Regions from separate parts of the Homo sapiens genome. Here all the other regions are linked to region 1. Evidence: read pairs that join two places in POLR2A ChIA-PET (ENCODE). Cell type or tissue: PC-9. All regions are shown on one strand.

Region 1 (4,000 bases):
GAGCTCAGCCCGCTGCCTCTCATCTCTTCCCATGGGTTTGTCTTCATTCACCCACTGCCCCTAGAGCAGCCCAGGCCCCGCCCTCAGCCTGAGGACCCTGTGCAGAGCTCAGCCAGTTCCAGGAGGGGAGGGCCTCTTGAAGGCAGTCGGGGGCCAGGGGAGCTGGTGCTCACATTGAGGAGCTGTGGAAGGCAGGCCTAGGCCCACACATCCTGTGCTAAGAAGAGAGGACAGGGTGTGGAAGGAGGGGTTGGAGTGGGAGACCCATAGCCTGATTCAGCCCCGAATGGAAAAGTGAAGTTATGGGGGGACTGAAAGGTTTGGTGACAGATACTGGGATGTGAGTCTGGAAAGCGGCTTTGAGTCATGGCTTGGCATCTACCCTCCCTTTGTGACCTTGGCCATGTCCATTGCCCTCTTATCCCCATCTGTACAAGGCAGGCGCCTCAGTGTTCCCATCTGTACAAGGTAGGGGCTCAGCTGGATAAGCCTAGGCTCCTTCTAACCCTGGCACTCTGTGGTTACCCAGGTGGGCATCCCCACCCCAGTGCCCAACCTTCCCCTATCCCCACTAGCTCCCGCATCTCCCCCATGGAGAAAAAGAAACCTCGCTGGGTCATGGAACATGGGAAGGGTTGGCAATTCCTGTGTGAGGCAGCCCAAGGCAACCTCGGAGCCCTCCTGCAGATACCCAGGGGGCCTGCCCCGCCCCTGGCCCAGGCTCCAGACCACAGAGCAGACAACAAAGGCAGGCAGGTGGAAAATTCCCTCTGGCTCTCCGCCCAGGCACCCTGGATGGCAACTGTGCCAGCCTGGGCGGGCAAGAGCCGGGAGTCCAGGATACCAACAGGCAGCCTGGCAGCCCCAGGGAGCTGATAAGGGGCCTGTCAAGGTCTCCCCAGTTCAATTGCCCCCCACTGCTCAGACACAGAAATTGTATTCTACTCAGGTGGACAAACAGGTGGGAGGAGGAGGATGGGGAAATATGTGGTTGTTTGAACTTCTCAGAAGTTGTAGCCCTGAGCCAAGAAGATTATGCCAACTCCTCCCACTACCCTGAGCTGAGTGGTCCCTGGGACTCTTAATGGAGGACCGGGGGCTGCAGCTAGTTTGGCGGACAGACAGAAAACGGATTTCGTCAAGTGTTCCTGTGCCTGCTGGGCTCCTGCTGGCTGCTGGTCTCTGCCCTGTGACCTTGGGCAGTGTGTATGCTCCTGGAGGGCTTGCTTTGCCCATCTCTCACCCTGGAATAACTGTCTGGGTCCTGCTCCCTGGAAGGGCATGAAGCCACACCCATGTAAGGCCTAGGAGAAGTGAAAAGCCCTGTGTGTACATGTGACTTGAGGCCGGGAGGCAGACCACTCCCAGAGCCTGCATGTTCAAGGATTCCTTGCATCTGGAAAGCCAAGACAGGGACCCCTCCTGCCTGCCTCTCTTCTGCTTTCTGCTCCGACCCCCTGAGCTGGTTACCATGGCAACAGTTCCCTGCCTATCTCTCCAGAGGCCTTTCACAGAATCCAGAGTTGGTTTCTACAATGTTTACCCACAAACACTTTCTTGTTGCCAGTCAGTTCGGATGGCACTTCCAGAACTGAGGAAATACCTTTGTGACTTCGCCAGGTCACAGCCAGCTGGCCCCTGGAATCACTCCCCAGTAGGGTGCCATCCTTCGGGCTCTGGAGAGCTGAGGAGTCAGGGTGTGGCCAGGTCAAGGTGAACCACATGCTGCTGGGAAAACTACCCAAAGGGCACGTCCCACTGACCCGCAGTCAGCAGCCTGCAAGCGTCATTGCCTCTACAGGGAACATTGTCCGTCTAGGCTGGCAGAAGAAGGCCCTAAAGATAAGGCAGGGCATGAACCCAACTCCATGACAGCCAATTAGCTCCACTCCAAGAACCCAACCGCTGTGACTCACTGACAGCCAATCAGGAGGCCCAGGGCCAGATACTTTTTTCAGCTAGACACACCTGTAACCTGCTAGCCATCTGTTGAACCACACCCCTGCCCCAACCATTCTAGAAAGAAATATAAATCTCTTTTACAGCTGTAAATGGAGAGCTCTGTAACTCTAATATGGAGGGAGATACACGCTGATCTATATTGAGCTCAGAGACAGACACAAATGCATAAACATGCACCTGCACAGATGAAAATCTAGCTATCAGCCCTGCTCCTTCCTGCCTCCACCAAGGTCACCACCATCTCTATTCTCCTCCACCCTCCTGGGTCAGAAATTGGCAAAAGAGAAAAGGACATTGCAAGAGACCTAAATATACCTTTCCAGTGCACAGTGGCAGCTTTCTGTGAACTGTTAGGCCAACAGTGGTCCAGACATTTTCCCTCATCCTCTGCAAAAAACAACAAAACCAAACAAAAACATTGACTGGGCATCATTCGTAGGTTTACCTGGGAATACTAGTGCTTGGAGGGGACTGAGAGTACCCCTAGCAAAGCCCCATTTTACGGATGAGGGCTAGGCCCAGAGGGAGGGTTTCTCCTTCCAGAGGAGGGCTCAGTGCTCGTGATTGTTGGCAAGGGCATCTTGCCAAAGTTCCAGGATCCAGGTCAGATATTGGCCCCATGGTCCCACCCTGGAGGATTTCCTGTAGGGGGGTGCCCCCCAGCTGGCCACAGTGGATCAGGCATGTCCAGAGGGAGACCTGGGAAAGGGGCACTATGCTTGTGTGTCCTCCAATCTTCCTACTCTAGGCCCTGCCCAAAGGCTGGGAGAACAGGGATCTTCTGTTGACTATGAGGGAAAAATGCTAGTTCATAGGTCCTAGTTGAACTAGCGCCTATGATTCCGGGGTCTCTGGGATGCCTGGGATCATGGCAGCATGGCCCAAGGTCCTGCAGCAATTTGAGTCAGAGCCACATTACCAGGCTGCAGGACAGCAAGCCAAGACCCCCCAGCCTGGGAGTTTCAGGGTCTATGAACTAGCGCCTAGGTGCTAGATGAACTAGCATTTCAGTGCTCTATGCCAGAGGGACCTCAATAGAGGGAGATGCAGACAATCCAAACTTGTTTCAGTGTAACCCTCAAATTTTCGAGCCCTCCAGATGCAGGGCACTCATACTACCCAGTATTGAGACTCTAGACATGACCTTGACTGAAGGCTGCCACGTCTTCAAGCAGAGACCTGCTAAAAACGAAAACAACTTATATGCATGAAGTGCATACTTTGTGTCAGGAATTATGCTAGGCACTGGGGAGACAGACATGACCTAGGTTCCCAGGCCCCTGCAGGTTGTTCTCATGTAGGGTGTATAGGGTAGTTTCAGCAAAGGGCCTCCCTCAGCCCGCAAGGCCACAGGCCCCCAAACGGGCAAAACACTGCCCCTGCAGATTCACAGGACTTTTGTGCTGGTTTAGACAGGAGAGAAACAGAATGAACCCCAGGAAGATTCAGAGGGGTCAAGATCTGACCCCTACAGCCAAGGACAGCCAGAGGTAGGAGGACCTTTGCTCATGGGTAGAAATCATTCTATTCATGCATAAATCAAGTCTCACCCAAGATGTTGGGCAGCCAGCTTGGCCTTGCCTGTTCTAGGGAATAGAGGCTGGGCTCCGATTCCAGAGCTAGGGGCTGGGGTGGGATCTCTGAGTCTTTTTTTTTTTTTTTTTTTTTGAGACAGAGTCTCACTCTGTCACCAGGCTGGAGTGCAGTGGCACGATCTTGGCTCACTGCAACCTCCGCCTCCCAGATTCAAAAGATTCTCCTGCCTTAGCCTCCCAAGAAGCTGGGATTACAGGCGTGCGCCACCATGCCCAACTAACTTTTATATTTGTGGTAGAGACGGGGTTTCAACATGTTGGCCAGGATGGTTTTGATCTCGGCCTCCCAAAGTGCTGGGATTATAGGCATGAGCCACCATGCACAGCCTTGTAGTTTTAGCAGAGACGGGGTTTCACCATGTTGGTCAGGCTGGTCTCGAACTCCTGACCTCCAGTGATCCACTAGCCTCTGCCTCCCAAGGTGCTGGGATTACAGGTGTGAG
Region 2 (4,000 bases), 170 kb after region 1:
TTGAGCAAACAACTGGCTGGGCTCTCCAAGTGTGGCCGTTTCTGCCAGCTGGGGTCCCTCAGCATCCATGAGGGAGCTGGCTGCCATGGCCACCTGGTACAGGCCTCGGAGAGGGTCGATGGGGAGAGAAGGACCCCCAGGTCACCAAGTATGAGCCACTGAGGTTGGGGTAGAGCTCATGGTGTCAGGGGGATGCTCACAGTTTCTCTTACCCCCCACTTGCTCCACCTTGCCCTCCATAACCAACCCCCCTTATTCTCCACCCCCTCCCACATATACCCCAGGACATCAATCCTGAGGTGAGGGGTTTTCAAGAATCCGAAGCAGCAGAGGAGAAAATGCTGAGTCAAGCTGTGATCTGGGAAGCAATGTACTGGGGAAAACCATTTGGGAAAACTTATCCCAGGAGGCCTGGGCTAATGGCATTTGTGGTGGTGCAGGGAAAAGTAATAGGGAGGCTGAGACCCAAGCTCCACTCTTTTTTCCTGTGGGCACAAGACCCAGAAGTGTGGCTGCTTTCTTGGGCTTAGCCTGAAGCGGGAGAAATGGCAGAGCCAGCCCAGCTTTGCCGGCATGCTCACCCTCCGGAAGACTGAGGACTGAGGTGTGGGGGACATGCCCCAGCCTGGAGGCAGGAAAATTGGAACCTCTTCCTGCCACTGTGCGTGACTTGGGCTACATGTTCCTCCCTCTCTAGCTGTCATAGACAGCTGGGCAGTTAACTCTGGACAGTCTAGCCCACTCAATCAACATCTGAGAAAATTGATGTCCGGGGAGGTGTCATGGCCTGCCCAGAGTTACTCCCTCAGTTAGAGACAGAGCAGATCTAGGGTGCATTAATGAGAAAACATACATGAAAGTCCCTGGGGGAGAGCCTGCTGTCCTCTTTTGTCTGGGTCAAATGTGAACTGTGTGAGCCTGCTATGTGCCAGCTGTTTGGGGGAATCCTAGATGTAAGAGATGGTGCTCATTACCCTGCAAAAGCCTGTGTGCCCACAGCCACCTTCCCTCAGGAGATATAAGAGCTTTTAGGGCAGTGTTTGGAGTTGCCATGGATGAGCAGGGCAGGAGGGAGTCCAATGCCATGAACCCTGGAGTGTGGGCGCTGTTAGCTTTGCTGGGAAATCAGGTGGGGAGGGGGTACATACACTGACTATGTGTTGGCGCCTCTAAAAAACCAACTAGCAGCTGTTTCTTCACTTTTGGGGCACACTGCCTAATTCTTTCTCAATTAGCCACTGGATTGCCGCGCAGGGCATTTGGCTCAGCTGATGCTGGCTGAATTACAGAGCAATCCTGCCGCTAAGCGCCCACTGTACCTTTCATCTACAGGAGCACTTGATTCCATCACACAAAGCCCAGGGCCTGCACCCACTTTACCAATGGGAAAGCCAAGGCTAGGAGCCTGGTGGCAAAGCCCTTGGCATCAGACAGCCTGGGGTACAGTGCCACTTCTACCAGCTGTGTGACCTTGGTAAAATCATTTGCCTCTGTGAGTCTCCGTTTTCTAATCTGAAACATAATGCCAGTAATAGTTAACTAATCTTACAGGGTTGGCCTGTGGATTAAGTGAGATGATGTGTGTAAAATTCTTACAAACCCTGACAAGCTGTATAGGAGCCTGCCCTACACTCCTTTCTCCTTTCCCATCTCCTCCTCTGAGGGCCTCCATCTCAACAATACCCCCTTCTTCCTGCCCTTGAGGGGTGAGTTCTTCTTCCAACTTTTGATCTCCAATTAAAAAGGGGAAAAGTGTGTTCTTTATCCTCTGTTCCCCAGAGCATTTGCTGGGGAGCCTGCAGGGGCAGCCAGATGTGGCAGGGGGAGGAGTAGATGGGAGAATAAAAGGAGAAAGAAATGATAGTCAAACCTTTTAATTGTTGCATAATTGGCACGCTTTGCAGTCTCTGGAGCTTTTCATGTGAGCTTCTCACTGGAAGGGTATTTCTCCCTCAGGCCCCATAAATCTCTGCCACTTAGACTTCTCTCATCTCCGGCAGCAGAGGGAAGATCAAACCCCTGCGGCCCAAGCTGCGGTTTGGCTGGAGCTGTGGTTTGGCTCCTCTGCAGACTCCTCTAAGTGGGGAAAGCGGCCCCCAGCCATACCACCTGGGGAGGAGGGGCCAGGTGCGGGCATGCACACACGTGGTCACACAGGCATCTGGAACTGCACAGCCAATCATGTGCACGTGCAGCACACGTGCCACATGTTTCAAGCCCTACATGACCCTCACTCCACGTAGGCAGCCCCACCCCACAACCCAGCACAGCACAGAAATGCCCATCACAAATGCACCTGCAGCAACACACCCTCTGTTATGCCCTCAGCTCTGGAGACCAGGCTGTTTGGCTTCCAACCCTGGCTTTGCCCCTGCAAGCTGGGTCAGCCAGAGGAAGTAACTTCACCTCTGTGAGCCTCACTTCCTTCATCTGCACAATGGGCTACCTCAGAGATGGGGAGAAAGTGTGAGAGACATACACCATGCTCTCTTTTACTCCAAAAGAGCCAGCAAATCCAAGTCATTTGGGCAGGGTTCAGGGGATGGGCACTGTTAAGACCTCTCTTGTTTAGCAGAACAAATCGTGCCAACTCCACCCGCCCCACCCCCTTCCTACAGAAACCTTGTTGCCCTCTGGGAAAGTCTGACCTCGTAGGAAGGAAGCTCCCAGGACATTTCTCCTGATGTAGTCATCATCATTCCAGACTTTGCCAAGAAACCTCAGCCAGAAGCAGACAGGTCATGCTCCATCCTGCATCCACAACTCCTTTCTACTTCCACAATGAGGATGACCCGAACTTGCTGGGAAATTGAGAATCAGAGGTGGTCTAGTCCCCAGACTGTGAAGTAGTATTTCCACTTAACCAGATCAGACCAAATGTAGGTATTTGGGGGTGAGTTGCCCATGTCACTGTAATTTGCAAGTGACGGTAAACCACTAGAAACCATACCTCTTGCTTTGTAATACGTTGCTTCACTTAGCACTAGCTCCGTCAAGGTCAGATCAATCATAGGACTTCCCAGGTATCTAGGCTGAGAGATAAGAGAGCATGGTGAAGAACATTTCTAGGAAGGTTTTCCCAGGAGGTCTCAGGACCTGAAACCCTAGGTCAGTGTTTGGAAATGTGTGCCTGGAGGCCATGACGAGCTAGTCTAGCCTGACAGCTAATGATCTTTGAAAATCTTCGCAAGAAAAAAAAAGGTCGAGCAAACACAATTGCATCCTAAAGGGCCCACCCTCATGCTCTAGATCTGGGAACTTGATGGCTGAATCTCAGCTAGAACCCAGGAGGGGACAGGGCCCAGGATGGACCCCGGGGACAATAGTGTCTCACCTCTCTTGGGCCTGGGTGATGCTCCTTGGGCCTTGTTATAACCTCACTAAACAAATCAGGCCCAACTGGAGCCCTGTGCTGGCTGGACACTTCCCTTTGGAGGAGAGCCTGGGGCCATAGTGAGAACAGAAATCTTCTGGCCCCAGCTCTCTCTCTAAATCAGGACCAGCATTCAACAGGGGCCTGGGACAGGAAGAGGGCAAAGAAGAAATGTATTGAATTCTGCCTTATAATACAAAATTGTACCTTCCACATCAAATCTCCTCTGGTGATGGATGCTCTGGTGATCTGTTTCCACAGAACATTTTTACTTCAACAGCAACTGTAGCTAGAAAATGTTCCTCTCTGTGTGTGTCTTTGAAACCATTAATGCCAACAGGAAACTGGCTCTGACTTGGTTCTGAGAGTATCTGGCCACCCCTTACTCCTGGCCCTGATGTCAGCCTTTGGCCAGGGACAGGAAACCAGGTGGACTTCCATCGAGGTCCTCCCAGGGCTCAGGGTTCTTCCCAGGGTAGAATGAGGATTCATCTTGACTTAGCAGACTTAGATTCAAATCCTGGCTTTGCCACCAGCATGTGACAGGTGCAAGTCACCTGACTTCTCAAGAGCCTCGATTTCCACAGATAGAAAATGGGGATAATAGTTTTCAATTGAGAAGATTGT
Region 3 (4,000 bases), 590 kb before region 1:
TTTGTGCTATTTTCTGTTCCTGGGTGGGATGGCAGAACTGGTTGAGCCAGATTACAGTTCTGGGTTGTGTCAGCTGATCCACCCAGAGTGTAGGGTCTGCAAGATATCTCAAGCACTGATCTTAGGTTTTACAACAGTAGTGTTATCCCTAGGAACAATTTAAGGAGGTTCAGATTCTTCAAGCCAGAGACTGCGTGACCCCTAAACTGTAATTTCGAATCTTGTAGCTAATTTGTTAGCCCTGCAAAGGCAGACTGGTCCCCAGGCAGGAAGAGGGTCTTTTTGGGAAAGGTCTATTATTAATTTTGTTTTAGAGTCAAATCATGAACTGAATTCCTTCAGGGCAAAGTTATTTCCACCTATGCCCAGGAATGAACAAGGACAGCTTAAAGGTTAGAAGCAAAATGGTTAGGTAGGTCTGATTTCTTTACTGTCATAATTTCCTCAGTTATAATTTTGCAAAGGCAGTTTCACAAGCAACCACAAGGCATAACAGCTATCATTTGGGGGTAATACAGGGAAGCAGGGAGCAGTCATCATGCATGAGCAAGAGCTGGGTCAGAGATAAGACACAGCCCCAGGTTAGAAGGCAGCTTCACAGAGATGAATAGGGAGTGAGATCAAGGACCACAGCAGAGGTTGACAGCCCAAGGCCCTTGATGGCACTATGACCTGAATGTCCAGGATCTTCCATGTCAACCACCAACTTTATAGGAAAGGGTGCACGAGCCAGGAATAATGGTGGTCAAGCTTGGCTGTGTGGGAAATAGGGAGTTTGCCTGCCTGGCAGCTGCTGAGTGTCTCAGTAGTGAGCTTCCAGCTACACAATATCTGGACCCTGAGACCCAAAGAGGAAGGAGACTTTGGCTTCCTTTACTATGGGCATTCTGTGACCCACCCTGGCAATGAGAAGGACTAAAGAACTACAAGATATTAAATCTACCTTATGTTTTTCACTTGCTTATGAGCACTGGAGCTCCATCACCTGAGCCCCCACTAAGTGCAGATGTATGTGACTTTAGAAAGGTTAGATTTACTCTTCATAGCTCAGGGTATAAAGAAGTGGTCCCAATAAAAGTTTCCTTTGCTACAGGGGGCTGAGGACAATCATGAGGTTGTGAACTCTTTGAGGACAGGATTAGATCTTGGTCAATATCTGTATGCTCAGTGCCTAGGGTAGCATCTAGTTCATGCAAGGAAGGAAAGGAGAGAGGAAGGAAGGAAGGAAGGAAGGAAGGAAGGAAGGAAGGAAGGAAGGAAGGAAGGAAGGAAGGAAGGAAAGAAAGGAGGGAGGGGGGGAGAGGGAGGGAGGGAGGAGAGTCAGATAATACAGAGAGGCCATACCATGAATTCTTAGTCATACCTGACCTGGCCACTCCAGGAGCGCCAGAAGAGTTGCTGGAAGCCCACATAGACATATGGTATATGATAACATTTTTTTTTAAAGAGATATAATTCACATGTCATATGATTTTCCCTTTTAAAGTGTACATTTCAATGGTTTTTGGTATATTTACAGTTTTGCAATCATCGCCACAGACCATTTTAGAACATTTTATTAACCTAATAAGAAAGCCTGTACCCATTTGCAATCACTCCTGCTTTTTCCTGCAACATCCCTAGCAACTGAAACTGTCTTTGCAAAAATTACAGCAATGAGAAAATTATCACAGTGAAAGAGATCCGACCTAATTGACTCCATCTTGCTTCTAATCTCCAAGCTGCCCTTGTTCATTCCTGGGCAGAGGCTAAACTAACTTTGGGAGGAATTCAGCTTATAACTTAACTTTGAAGCAAAGATGAAAACAGCCTTTTCCCTTAACACAGCCCCTTCTTGCTTGGGGACCAGACTGCTTGTGTAGCACTAACAAATTAGCCTCAAGATTAATGCTGACAGTCCGGGCGCACAGTGGCTCAGGCCTGTAATCCCAGCACTTTGGGAGGCCGAGGTGGGCAGATCACCTGAGGTCAGGAGTTGGAGACCAGCCTGCCCAACATGGTGAAACCCTGTCTCTACTAAAATTACAAAAATTAGCTGGGAGTGGTGGCGGGGGCCTGTAGTCCCAGCTACTCGGGAGGCTGAGGCAGGAGAATCGCTTGAACCCAGGAGGCGGAGGCTGCAGTGAGCCAAGATCGTGCCACTGCATTCCAGCCTGGGCGACAGAGTGAGACTCAGTCTCAAAAGATTAATGCAGACAGGCCACGAGATTTTGAACCTCCCCCATTGCTCCGAAAGATAACATCACTATTGTAAAACCTAAGATCAGTGCTCCAGACATTTTTCACACTGCATTCTGATGCACCAGCTGGCCCCACCCAGATCGGTAATCTGGCTCAACCAGTTCTGGGATCTCACCCAGGAACAGAGGACAGGAAGAAAAATCCCACTTTGACCCCCTATGATTTCATCGCTGACCCAGCCAATCAGCATTCCCCACTTCCTGGCCCCCTACACACCAAATTATCCTTAAAAATTCCAGTCTCCAAATTTTCCAGGAGACTGGTTTGAGTAATAATAAAGCTTCTATCTCTCTTTCACCAAGTTTTTGTAAATTAAACTCTTCATTGCAATTCCCCTGTCTTGATAAATCTGCTCTGTCTGCGTATCAGGCAAGGAGAAGCCATTGGGTGGTTACACAAGTACTTATCCACTTTATGTTTCTATAAATTTGCCTGTTCCCTGTTCCGATTTTTTTTTTTTTTTTTTTTTTTTTGAGACAGGGCCTGGCTCTGTCACCCAGGCTGGAGCACAGTGGCGCAATCACGGCTCACTGCAGCCTCCACTTCCTGGCCTCTAGCAATCCTCCTGCCTCAGTACCCTCTACCCCCTTGCCCAGTAGCTGTGACTACTACAGGTGCAGGCCACCAAGTCTGGCTAATTTTTATGTATTTTTTGTAGAGATGGGGTTTCGCCTTGCTGCCCAGGCTGGTCTCAAACTCCTGAACTCAAGTGATCAGCCCATCTAGGCCTCCCAAACTGCTGGGACTATAGGTGTGAGCCACCGCGCCTGGCCTGAACATTTCACATAAATGTAACCATACAATATGTGGTCTTTTGTGTCTAGTTTATTTTATATAACTTAAGGGAAAGCTTCCTCTTTGCCCTCTGAAGGATCACTGAAAAAACAACTGATGAAAGGCAGATTAATTGGAGACAAGGCATATAAATTTATCAACATGCACGCGGGGGAGTACTGCAGAGTTACCCTAACCTCCCAGTGGGGTATAGGAGCTTACATACCATCTTTTTTTGTTGTTTTTTTGAGACAGGGTCTCACTCTGTCACCCAGGCTGGAGTGCAGTGATGCAATCTCGGCTCACTGCAACCTCCACCTCCTAGATTCAAGCAATCCTCCTGCCTCAGCCTCCTGAGTAGCTAGGACTACAGGTGTATGCCACCATGCCTGGCTACTTTTTGTAGTTTTTGGTAGAGATATGGGGTTTCACCCTGTTGGCCAGGCTGGTCTCAAACTGCTGACCTCAAGTGATCCGCCCGCCTCCGCCTCCCAAAGTGCTGGGATTACAGGCATGAGCCACCATTCTCGGCCCATACCATCTTGAGGTTACAAAATGAATGGGGACTCAGAGCATGGCCAAAAACAGATTATAGTGGTAAGCAGGTTTTAGTGGCAAGACACCTTATGGGAGGGGGAAAAGATGAGGCCTGGCTAGCATAAGTGGTCTTGTTAGGTAGATGAAATCTCACAGGTAGCAGCCCTCAGAAAGAATTGATGGTAAATACTTCTTTTCGACCTTTAAAGGTGTCAGAGCCTCAGTTAATTGTTCCTAAATCTAAAGAGAAGCCCCACATAAGTGAAGATTTTATCCACTGATGCAAATCTCTCCCACCAAAGACAGCTTTGCAGGGCTACTTCTGTTTGCAAGGCCCTTTGAACAGCTGTCTCAAAATATGTCAAAGAAGGATATTTTAAGGTGAAATATTTTTATTTCTTTCACTAACGTGTATAAATACTTCATTCCTTTTTTATTGCCAAATAAT

What was found. ChIA-PET counts read pairs that join two places held together with the same protein. Peaks named below come from ENCODE experiments on the same cell type or tissue, not always from the same donor. Only the 100,000 strongest peaks of a DNase experiment are listed, where the experiment ranks them.
Region 2: POLR2A ChIA-PET joins it to region 1 with 5 read pairs; 2 of 35 experiments call an interaction of 5 or more read pairs at or near these places.
Region 3: POLR2A ChIA-PET joins it to region 1 with 5 read pairs; 2 of 35 experiments call an interaction of 5 or more read pairs at or near these places.

The regions. Positions count from the first base shown.
Region 1 is chr1:202,106,693-202,110,692 of GRCh38, forward strand. LOC105371684 (a long non-coding RNA gene) reads right to left here and starts at 2,478. Exons shown (of 2, transcript XR_001738375.2): 1 at 2,278-2,478. RefSeq lists an enhancer at 1,222-2,195. In PC-9, no CTCF peak of the experiment used is centred here; DNase peaks (open chromatin) are centred at 379, 839 and 1,819; H3K4me3 peaks cover 621 bases; H3K27ac peaks cover 3,443 bases.
Region 2 is chr1:202,281,533-202,285,532 of GRCh38, forward strand. All of the region lies in intron 6 of LGR6 (leucine rich repeat containing G protein-coupled receptor 6), which reads left to right. Among named protein-coding and RNA genes, the nearest start is that of UBE2T, 58 kb to the right of the region's middle. In PC-9, no CTCF peak of the experiment used is centred here; a DNase peak (open chromatin) is centred at 2,039; H3K27ac peaks cover 358 bases.
Region 3 is chr1:201,515,533-201,519,532 of GRCh38, forward strand. The region is part of intron 1 of CSRP1-AS1 (CSRP1 antisense RNA 1); the gene reads left to right. All of the region lies in intron 1 of LOC124904484 (a long non-coding RNA gene), which reads right to left. Among named protein-coding and RNA genes, the nearest start is that of CSRP1-AS1, 10 kb to the left of the region's middle. RefSeq lists an enhancer at 2,819-3,330. In PC-9, no CTCF peak of the experiment used is centred here; DNase peaks (open chromatin) are centred at 569 and 2,289; H3K27ac peaks cover 3,133 bases.